2 separate regions of the Homo sapiens genome follow, and region 1 is linked to region 2. A link is an interaction called in ENCODE POLR2A ChIA-PET data of the cell type or tissue named here. Cell type or tissue: Panc1. All regions are shown on one strand.

The links. Peaks named below come from ENCODE experiments on the same cell type or tissue, not always from the same donor. Only the 100,000 strongest peaks of a DNase experiment are listed, where the experiment ranks them.
Region 1: POLR2A ChIA-PET joins it to region 2 with 8 read pairs; 2 of 35 experiments call an interaction of 5 or more read pairs at or near these places.

The regions. Positions count from the first base shown.
Region 1 is chr2:25,580,836-25,585,835 of GRCh38, forward strand. The region is part of intron 6 of DTNB (dystrobrevin beta); the gene reads right to left. Among named protein-coding and RNA genes, the nearest start is that of DTNB, 90 kb to the right of the region's middle. In Panc1, no CTCF peak of the experiment used is centred here; no DNase peak of the experiment used is centred here.
Region 2 is chr2:26,741,080-26,746,079 of GRCh38, forward strand. No RefSeq gene overlaps it. Among named protein-coding and RNA genes, the nearest start is that of SLC35F6, 21 kb to the right of the region's middle. RefSeq lists an enhancer at 1,372-1,877. In Panc1, a CTCF peak has its summit at 4,842 (motif pointing left); a DNase peak (open chromatin) is centred at 4,842; H3K27ac peaks cover 3,600 bases.

The DNA of each region.
Region 1 (5,000 bases), 1.2 Mb before region 2:
GAAGAAAAACAAACATACTTTAAGTTTTTTAGGAATCTCCAAACTCCAAGTTTAATTTAGGATTTTTCCCATCCAAACTTTAGTGAATTACACGGTAAATTTTATAGCAAAATAAAATATTTTACATTACTACAGACACTACTACATGCTGTACTTTACACTACTACTATTAGTATATTCAAATGTATTCCCATATACATTATTTTATTTTAGTCAACTGTATAAGGTAAACTAGGTTAGACATTACTATATTCACTTTACAGATAAGCAAATAAACCATTTAAAAGTTTTGTAGTGGCCTGGCCCAAATCAGACACAAACCCAAGACTGTCCTTCAAGTCACCATTTCCGCTTTCCAGTGGGGAAGAGAAGACACCCCACACCCAAGTATAAGAGCAGGGACTGTGGCTGGTTGTCTACCATATTTCCAGCTCTCCTAACAGTGCCTGGCACACAAGATGCACTTAAGTAACTATTGAAAAGATAATAATAATAATTTAAAGGGCAAACACCTAGACATCATTTAACAACTTTCTCATTGACAGAAGAGAAAACAGAAGCTTAAAGTAGTTTAAATAATTTGACAACATCATAGAGATAGTTACGATAAGGATGAGATTGGAACCTACATGTCCAAATGCCCATCACAATGCTCCTGTTATACCATCTCCCTAGCTAGACTGCATTTTTCTGTTCTATCTTTATTTCTCTTTTTAACAAATATATAGTAAGCTTCCACTGTATATGAAACACTGAAAGAGTATGTCCCACTTAGACACCAAATTAGAAAGCAGTCTAGAAAGATAAGATAGAAATAGAGTTATATGATATAGAGAGAACAAATTCTCCACAATATTTCAAATTAATGAACTTTCTTTTTATTTTCTCCAGCCCACATGACACCTTTCCAGCTCCAAAGAAAAGGAAAAAGGAGCTGAAAGTCCAGGTCACACAACTCAACAAGATAGTTCCGTGATTGTAACCTGGACATGAAAATCTCACTTCAAATTGTTCCAAAAGAAGAGCCCAGACAACAGGGCACACACTCAGGAGGTGCATGGCCGTCGGCTGCCTCCTCCATGTCCTGATCCCACCATTCAGAGGCAGGGTGGTGGCTGGGGCGAAGCCAAAAGCACACCCAGAATTTCACCTTGGTCTCTCCCAAGTAACTGTTCTCAGTCCCACCACTTTCTTAATGTGAAGAACAGGATATAAAAAATATAGGTGTTTCCCCATAAAATGTTTAAATCATTTATTTCAAGGGGGGAAAAAAGGTAGAAAAGATAAAATTGGTTAGGGCTGACCTAAAGATATTGCTGGCTGATTACAAAATAACTCTGATTTTTACCACTAAAAATATATATATTTAACACAAACCGGAAGCGAGGAGTGAAGACACTGTGATGCTTGGCCTGAAGGACGGAGGCCCCCAGGGATGCCATCAGACCAACCACCGGAACCTCCCAACAAGAGTTCCTGTCTCATAAGGCTCAAGACTAGACAGACTTATTCCTCTGCATCTTTCTAGCGACTGGGAGAATCTTGATTCCAGTATACGTAAATTGGAGGTCATCTTATTGAGAATAATATTTAAAATAAGAAACTGCTTAATGGGGAATAGAAAAGGGAGGTAGAGTAGAAGGCACAGCAGGAAAGAAGCTGTGCAATAAAAATCTGGAAAAGATGAAGAAAGCTGAGGGACAATCTCATCTCCAGAAAGCCTGCAGGCCGGCAGGAAGTAGTTAAGTAATTGGACAGTTCCTCAATTTAACTTCTAATATGGAACTACTGGGGGGCGGGAGGAGCTGAGAACTACGCAAAAGGGCTGACAGAATGATTGGCGGTATGGAGCTGTCATTCAAAGGGCCTCTACACATCATGAGCACTGATGGTGAAGCATGAGAAGTACCTACCCAAATAGGCTAAATAAAGGTTACCCTAAGTGTTTTCCATCTCAGGATCCAAGAATACTATTGTTTGAGACCTTGGTGGGATCTGGGAGGAACCAGTGAATAACATTAAAAACCATAAAGCCACCTAATATTTGAATGCAGGAACAGATATGGAAAATGCCTCTATGGACATGCAAATAACCAACAAACCAAGATAAAGTCAAAAGTGTCTATTCAAAATTATTGAGATTGGCTGGGCGTGGCAACTCACACCTGTAATCCCAGCACTTTGGGAGGCCAAGGCGGGCAGATGGTTTGAGACCAGCCTGGCCAACATAGTGAAACCCCATCTCTACTAAAAATACAAAAATGATCTGGGTGTGGTGGCGGGTGCCTGTAATCCCAGCTACTTGGGAGGCTGAGACAGGATAATGGCTTGAACCCAGGAAGCAAAGGTTGCAGTGAGCCAAGATATCACCACTGCACTCCAGCCTGAGTGATGCAGTGAGATTCCGTCTCAAAAAAAAAAAAAAAAATATATATATATATATATACACACACATACACATGTATATAAAATAAAATTACTGATAGAAGATGCTAGAAAATTTTTAGCTAGTAAAAAGTAGCGAACAAAATTAAATGTATCATATCCTTTGTCATAAATTAAAAGTTTAATATTTCTATAGCTTGTGTTAAAAATTACATTTTTATAATCCACTTATAATTCTAATACTACTTTCTCTAAAAAGTTTTGATTTGCCTACCATGGAGTTTTTGTGTTTTTTTTTTGTTGTTGTTGTTTTTTGAGACAGAGTCTCGCTCTGTTGCCAGGCTGGAGTGCAGTGCAGTGGCGCAACCTTGGCTCACTGCAACCTCCGACTCCCTGGTTCAAGCAATTCTTCTGCCTCAGCCTCCCGAGTAGCTGGGATTACAGGCATGCGCCACCACGCCCAGCTAATTTTTGTATTTTTAGTAAGATGGGATTTCACCATGTTGGCCAGGATGGTCTCGATCTCCTAACCTCATGATCCACCCACCTCAGCCTCCCAAAGTGCTGGGATTACAGGCGTGAACCACTGCACCCAATCATGGAGTTTTTTTTTTTTAATCTTCAAGATGACAAGGTAGAATTAGATTTTGATATCTCTGAAGACCCTCATAAATAAACTTAGGATCAATCTCCAAAAATTGTCCTAAAGTCACACCATATATGACGTTTTCCAAAAACATGAGGAATGAAACTAGCAGAGCCATGTCCAAGCACTCTGTCTTCCACCAACCACGTGATCTGGAGAAAATCACTGAACATCTCTGAGTTTCAGTTTTCTCATCTTTCAAGGGCTAAAATAGCAGTTCTCAGTGTCATCAGGGAACCCCTGGAAGGTATTTAAACATTTTCATGGAGTTTCACGGAGCTTTGGAATATTTCATAATAATACTAAGACATTATTGGTCTTTTTCAATCTAATTCTCTGAAGAGTGTACAGTGGGGTTTTCCAGAGACAATGTGACGAAGCCACAATTATCTAAAAAGGCTACTAAAAGACTCTCCCTTTCCCAACTATATAGCTGTCCGGGGCCAAATTTTCTTCCAAATTTTAACCAAAAGAGCATATCACAACAGATTGAATGGATAAGCAAACATGGGAATCCATGTGTCTTCTATAGAGGCAAATATTAAAGATAAGCAAAAATACAAAACCATGGCACTCTTCTCATTAAATTTTTGTTTTGAAATAGTTATTTGTCATAAAAATGTTATTTATGTTAACATATAATAGGTTCATCATTATTTTTAAGTGACTTAGTTTTCTTTTATTTCTCAATTTTACTTTTTTTTTTTTGAGACAGAGTCTCACTCTTTTGCCCAGCCTGGAGTGCAGTGGCTCGATTTTGACTCACTGCAACCTCCACCTCCCAGGTTCAAGCAATTGTCCTGCCTCAGCCTCCTAAGTATCTGGGACTACAGGCGTGTGCCACCATGGCCAGCTAATTTTTGTATTTTTAGTAGAGACGGGGTTTCACCATGTTGGCCAGGCTGGTGTTGAACTCCTGACCTCACGTGATCCACCTGCCTCGGCCTCCCAGAGTGATGGGATTACAGGCGTGAGCCACCATGCCCAGCCTCAATTTTAACTTCTAATATGGAAATACTGACAGACTTAACCCATATAAATAAAAGCTCTTTGGGGTCCTCAATAATTTTTACAGTATAATGAAGTCCTGAGACCAAAAATTTTGAGACCTGTTAGGAGAGGCTTCCCATCTCTAAAATTCCATGACTCAATAAATAATTTTATGAAAGGCAGGTTGGCTCTTTTTGTCCCCTATCTTTTTATTTTGTTTTTGCTCTTGAGTTGAACACATTCTTTGCATTTCTCCTTATTTTTAAGAGCTTAATATTAATATGAACTATAATAAAATGCAAATCATGCATTCCCACAATTCTCATTTTTCTCTATTTCCCTCCAGATGTATATATATTTCTACATACTTGTGAACAGAATAGATATGAATACATCATCTGTTTTTTCACTTAACGTTCTATTAAACATCTTGTTTTGTACAAATTCTTCATTTCTAATCCTTTTAACAGCTGCCTGATCCACTGAGCGAAACCACCATGATTTATGCCTCCCTCTATAAAACACTGAGACTGCTTTTATCACTGTATGCAGTCTCATATTTTTTCTTAGAAACAAGCGTTTGTTTGTTGCTCTTTGTTATTCTAATCTAGACTGACAACTATTACCCTACATGCCATTCTCACTTCCCTTCCTCCACCCTTGACTACCTCTTCCCATTTTTAAAAGGGGAGAGGAGTAACCCCTTAAAAATGAAAAATCCAGTATCAATAAAATAACATGAGAAAATAAAATAATTTAGCTATAGATCATCATTGCTACAGTCTCCAACTTCATCATTTCCAACAAAAACTCCTATAATGTGCAACATAGAAATATTTACCCATTGCCTTATCATTTAAATGATGTATGACATTTAGTTAACTGTCTTGAAAGGGACACTTCTAAAGTTTTCAGGTTAAAACATTTTTATGCAAACTTCTGAGTATAGTTACAGAGATATTTTATCTGACAAGGGCAA
Region 2 (5,000 bases):
CCTACTGTGACACTCCCTCCTGCAACTTCAGAGCATGTTGTCTGGTGCTCCAAACTTTCGTGGTGGGTTTAGTGAAAACGCTTTGGATTTGTACTCACAGCCCCCTCTCTGTGACTTAGCCCTCTCTCCTGAGTGCATGAGGACTGGGCTGTGTGGCAGGAACCATACAAACCTCAGTGCTATGCTCTGCTATGCTTTTATTTCCCTTGTGGTCTGCCTGCTTCCCTTCAGATGAGGCTGGCCAAGAAGCACCACAGACCCTGATGCAAAATTGCCCCTAAAGCACTTCAGCCCGACCAGTCAGGTCTGCATTCCTGGATAAGCCCAATGCTGACCCCATGGGGACCCCCACTCCCTTCTCCAGTACTAGGAGCTGGGCCCCAGGGAGGGACTTGGATAGGACCCGCTCGTGTCTGCCACCATGAGTGTGAGCACAGGGCTGATGGAGCTTTGCAGAGAGAAATGAAGGTCAAGGTGTGTGGGCTGAGTGCCAAGTGAGACAGAGAGGGCTCCAAGGCTGGGGAGGTGTGGACATGGGGCCGGGGCTGGGCCTGACTGAGCCTGGAAGGAATGGTGGGATCTAGCACATGGCAACAGCATTTCAGGTGTAGGAAATTGAGCAAAGGCCCCATAGGGGAATGTTCCCAGAGTGCTGGAGAACAGTGAGAAGAGCCCGGGGATCTCCTTAGGAAGGGGAGGGAGTGGGCTCCATGAGTCCGGGGCTGTGTCCATCTCATTTGTGGTTTTATCTCTGGAGCTTCATGCCATACCTACACTTAATAGGCATCAAAGATGGTTGTGAAAGTGTGGGGAGGAGGGAAGGAGTAAGGAAAGGCAGGGGAGAATGGAAGAGACATTGGAGGCATCCACCAGACAGGATGTTCAGCTCTTAGCTGTTACTCACAGGCAACAGGGAGCCAGCAAAAGTTTCCGAGTGGAGGAAAATTTCATGGAATTTAGAGTTTCTAGAAGATTCACCTGGCATCACTCACTCCTGACAGATGTTCGTAGCCCAATGCCTGCGCTCTGTAAGATCACTCTCTCTACACCAGCCTAGGCAGGGGAACGGCAGGAGGGCACATAGCAAGCCCTTCTCTGTGGGCTGGGAGGGCCCGGGATGCCCCAGCTGTTGCTTCCAGAGCTGAGAACAAGCTACTCCCCTGCCTGGCAGGGAGGCCAAGGAGAGCCTGTGGCACAGCCAAGGGAGAAGATTGTCAAAACACTGTAATGGAATCTTCCGGGCTGTCCTCAGCCTCGCATTTGCACAGCGGCCTCCAACTCAAGAATCAGATGTCCTGATAGTCATGCCAGTGGCCTCGGTGGCCCCAGCAGCCCTGCCTTCAGGGCAGGGAGCAGGAGCCGTGACGGGCAGGAGTGTGCTGAGGCTGGGATGGGCCAGTACCACCTGTCCACCTGGCTCCCTCACCACTTAACAGCTTAGGAGCCTCGGAAGGCCCACAACCCACCCCTAGGACGCCACCTCCCATGGGGTCAGCCCATGGCTGGGAGTGGTTGGGGCTCCAGGATGCTGAGGGCAGATCACTGCCGGGGCCAGGCTGCTGTCAGGCCATCCCAATCCAAGCATCAAAAGTGAACAGCAGCTCCCACTTCCCCCTGCTCTGGGCTGCAAAAATGGACCTCGTAATCGACCATACCAGCACAGTACTTACTTTCTAGTGGACCCTTCCTTCTGTCCACTCTCTGAACCTGTGAGGTGGGCAAGGCAGTCAAAATCGTGCCCACTCTGTGAATGAGGGCTTCATGCTTCCACTAGGCCAGTGGACCTGTCTAAACCCCACGGCTAAAATGCTTAGGAAGGGGGAGCTTCGGCTCCCCAGCCAGCCTCAAAAAGGGCCCTCAAAGCGTGAGGAATGGATCTTCAGTGGAAATGTACAGAGTCTCACAGTGGGACCAAGTATGCCTGCCTTTATAGAAAGGACCTACAGGGACCACCTCTTCCTCCCCTCCATTTGCTAATAAGGAGGATCGATACAGAAAGCTCAGATAAGCTCAGAGTCACACCAGAAAAGTAACAGAGCCAGGCTAAAGCCAAAAAGCCACTCTGATTTGGACAATCATGGAGAGGACTTCTCCCCTTCCTTCTGGTTGGTTCATGGTGAAAAATCTGACCATGGCATTCAGACAAAGCCTCATGTTCATGAGGAGACCCTGAAAGCAGTCAGGAAGTCAGCCGAGGTCCCCAGGGGACACCTGCAGCAGGGCCATGAAGGATGACATGGTTCCCCTTCCCTGCCTCAGTCAGCACAGAGCAGAACAAATCCTCATGCAAGATTTGGCCAGAGCTGGAAGGAGCCCCAGAGGCATCTCAGCCTGCCTCATTTCACCCCTAGGGAAACTGAGGCCTGATAAGGACCCAGGAGGCGGTCATGACCATCTGTACTTTCAGTTGCCATAAGAGACCAACAATCCGGGAGCGATCGGGACAGGTGAGCCAAGGAGGTCCGCAGCAGGGGCAGGGGTATGTGTGGGTACTGTTACAAAGGGCATAGGCCTAGCTCACTACCTCCCCTATTCTCACAGCGCAAGAGACACTCTGAGGCCTGTTGCCCGAGGGGCCTGCGGGCCAAGTTCAGATGATCTAATACAAGGAAGAAAACCACTACCTCTGTTGAGTTTCTATCAGATGCCAGGCAGGAATCACCATGCCCAACTTACAGGTGAGGCCCAAGTGGCTGAGTGACTTGTCTGAGGTCGCCCAGGAGGTAAGGAGCAGAGCTTGGACTGCAAATGCAATGTTCTCCCACTCCACCTCCTTCCCCTCAGACCTAGAGGCCGCCCTGCTACTGCTATTTGCTTTGGGATAGTGTTGCCCTACCTGCCTGCTCAGCCTGCACCCCTGAGGTAGGGCCCTGTGGCCCCTGAGCCAGCTCCCTCCCATCCATGCTCTGGGGTCTTTCCATGTCCTTGTCATCCCCCAGCCCCTGCTGGAGGGCTGAAGCAGCTGGAACTGCTTTTTCCCACCAGGCCTGTCAGGACCAAGTCACCAGACCTACTCTCTCGAGAATCACTGCGTAATGGCCACTGGGAATCTGCATTTTAACAGGAAAGTTCTGGAAGCACTGTTTTGGAGAAATAAAGACTGGGATCTGCTGCTCTCAGGAAAGACTTTAGTTCTGTTTTTGAGGAAGGAAAACCAATTTCCACTCTATTCCACTAGGGCCAAAGCCAGCTGATATGCCCCCTTGATGGAATTAACAAGGAGCCTCTTCCAGGAGGTACAACCTCATGTGGTGGGCAAAGAGCCCCTTTCCGTGGGGGGATAAAAAGATTTCCCTTCCTATAAGCACATAGTTCCAAGATTCCTTCAGCTGAGAAAGTGAGGAAGAAGTGCAGAGGCCTGAGGCAGACACTCCTCCCACTTGGTCACTTTCACTCCGGAGAAGAGTGTCCCACTGCAGCATTTATCCTGCCGGCACCCCTCCCCACTAACACCAATCTCTGCTCTGGAGAAAAGGTCGCTTTGCCCGGAGTCGCTAAAAATCACACATTAACAGCCCTAGTGGTTTCCAGCAGTTTCAATGCTGGCTTCAGCCAGAAATGTCTTAAAAAGGCCACCCGCTCTTTTTAATCCATAGCATTTATATTTTATAACATTTAAACAGAACCATTTTAAGGCAAAGATACATAGGACTTTCCTCACATGTCCACATAAAAAGGAAAAACCAGGAGATATCTATTAGGTTGGTGCAAAAGTAATTGCGGTGTTTGCCGTACATTAGACAACTAGGGAATTCTTTCTGAGCCCAGCAATGATCAGCTCCTACAGAGTACCGCTGCCTCACACGGGGGATCTCCCTCCTCCAAGAAGCCCTCGTGCCTACCCTCTGGGCTAGGAGCCTGGATATCAAGCCCCAAGAAAAGGTGTCCTCTGTAGAGGCAGCTTCCCCGTTACCCATAGACATAACAGCTACATTTACTGAGCTTTCTAATGTTTCAAGAACAAACACTATTAAAAGAATGACAATCAATATCACAGGTGACAGAATTACCCCATTTTACAGATGGGAACAAGCTCAGAGAGGTCAACAGACCTGCCCGCCCCTGATTCCACAGCCCATGCCCTTCATGGCTCTCTGCCCCAGCCAAGGCCTCCCCAGCTCACAGGGAGGCTGAAACCTCCTGCCAGCCTGCAGTCTTGCCAGCCTCTTACGCTAGGCCACCCTGCCCTCCTGGTTGAGGGCACTTGACTGTGTCCTCCACCATCTGACTCCTGGAGAAACTCAGCCCTCAGCACCTCTTTTTGTTTTATGCAGCTCCCTGAATCACACCCTTTTTGATGCTTTCTTTTTTTTTTTTAATAGAGATGGGGGTGCCAGGTGGGGTGGTTCATGCCTGTAATCTCAGAATTTTGGGAGGCGGAGGCGGGTGGATCACTTGAGGTCAGGAGTTTGAGACCAGCCTGGCCAACGTGGTGAAACCCCGTCTCTACTAAAAATACAAAAAAAAAATTAGCCGGGCATGGTGGCACAGGCCTGTAATCCCAGCTACCTGGGAGGCTTAGACAGGAGAATCCCTTGAACCCGGGAGGCAGAGGTTGCAGTGAGCCGGGATTGCACCACTGCACTCCAGCCTGGGCAAGGAGCAACACTTCGTCTCTAAATAAATAAATAGAGATAAGGGACTTGCTATATCACCCAGGCTGGTCTCTAACTCCTGGGCTCAAGCAATCCCCCTACCTCGGCCTCCCAAAGTGCTGGGATTACAGAAGTGACCTTTTTGATACTTTCAATATTAAAATTCCCTCCAGTGACACCCATCATTTGTAAAAGCTGGATGGGCCCAGCCTCATCTCACTTTGGAAGCAGGGTCAGAGCGCCATCTGGTGGCTGTCTAGTGAGCCTTGTATTGGCTGAGCAGCAGAATCAGAGCCTGAGATCTGGAAGGCCCCTAGGAGTCAGGTGGTCCAGCAGAGGTTCAGAGATGGGAAGTAACCCACCTAAAGGCACATGGCAAATTAGAATCCATCTCCAGGACCATAA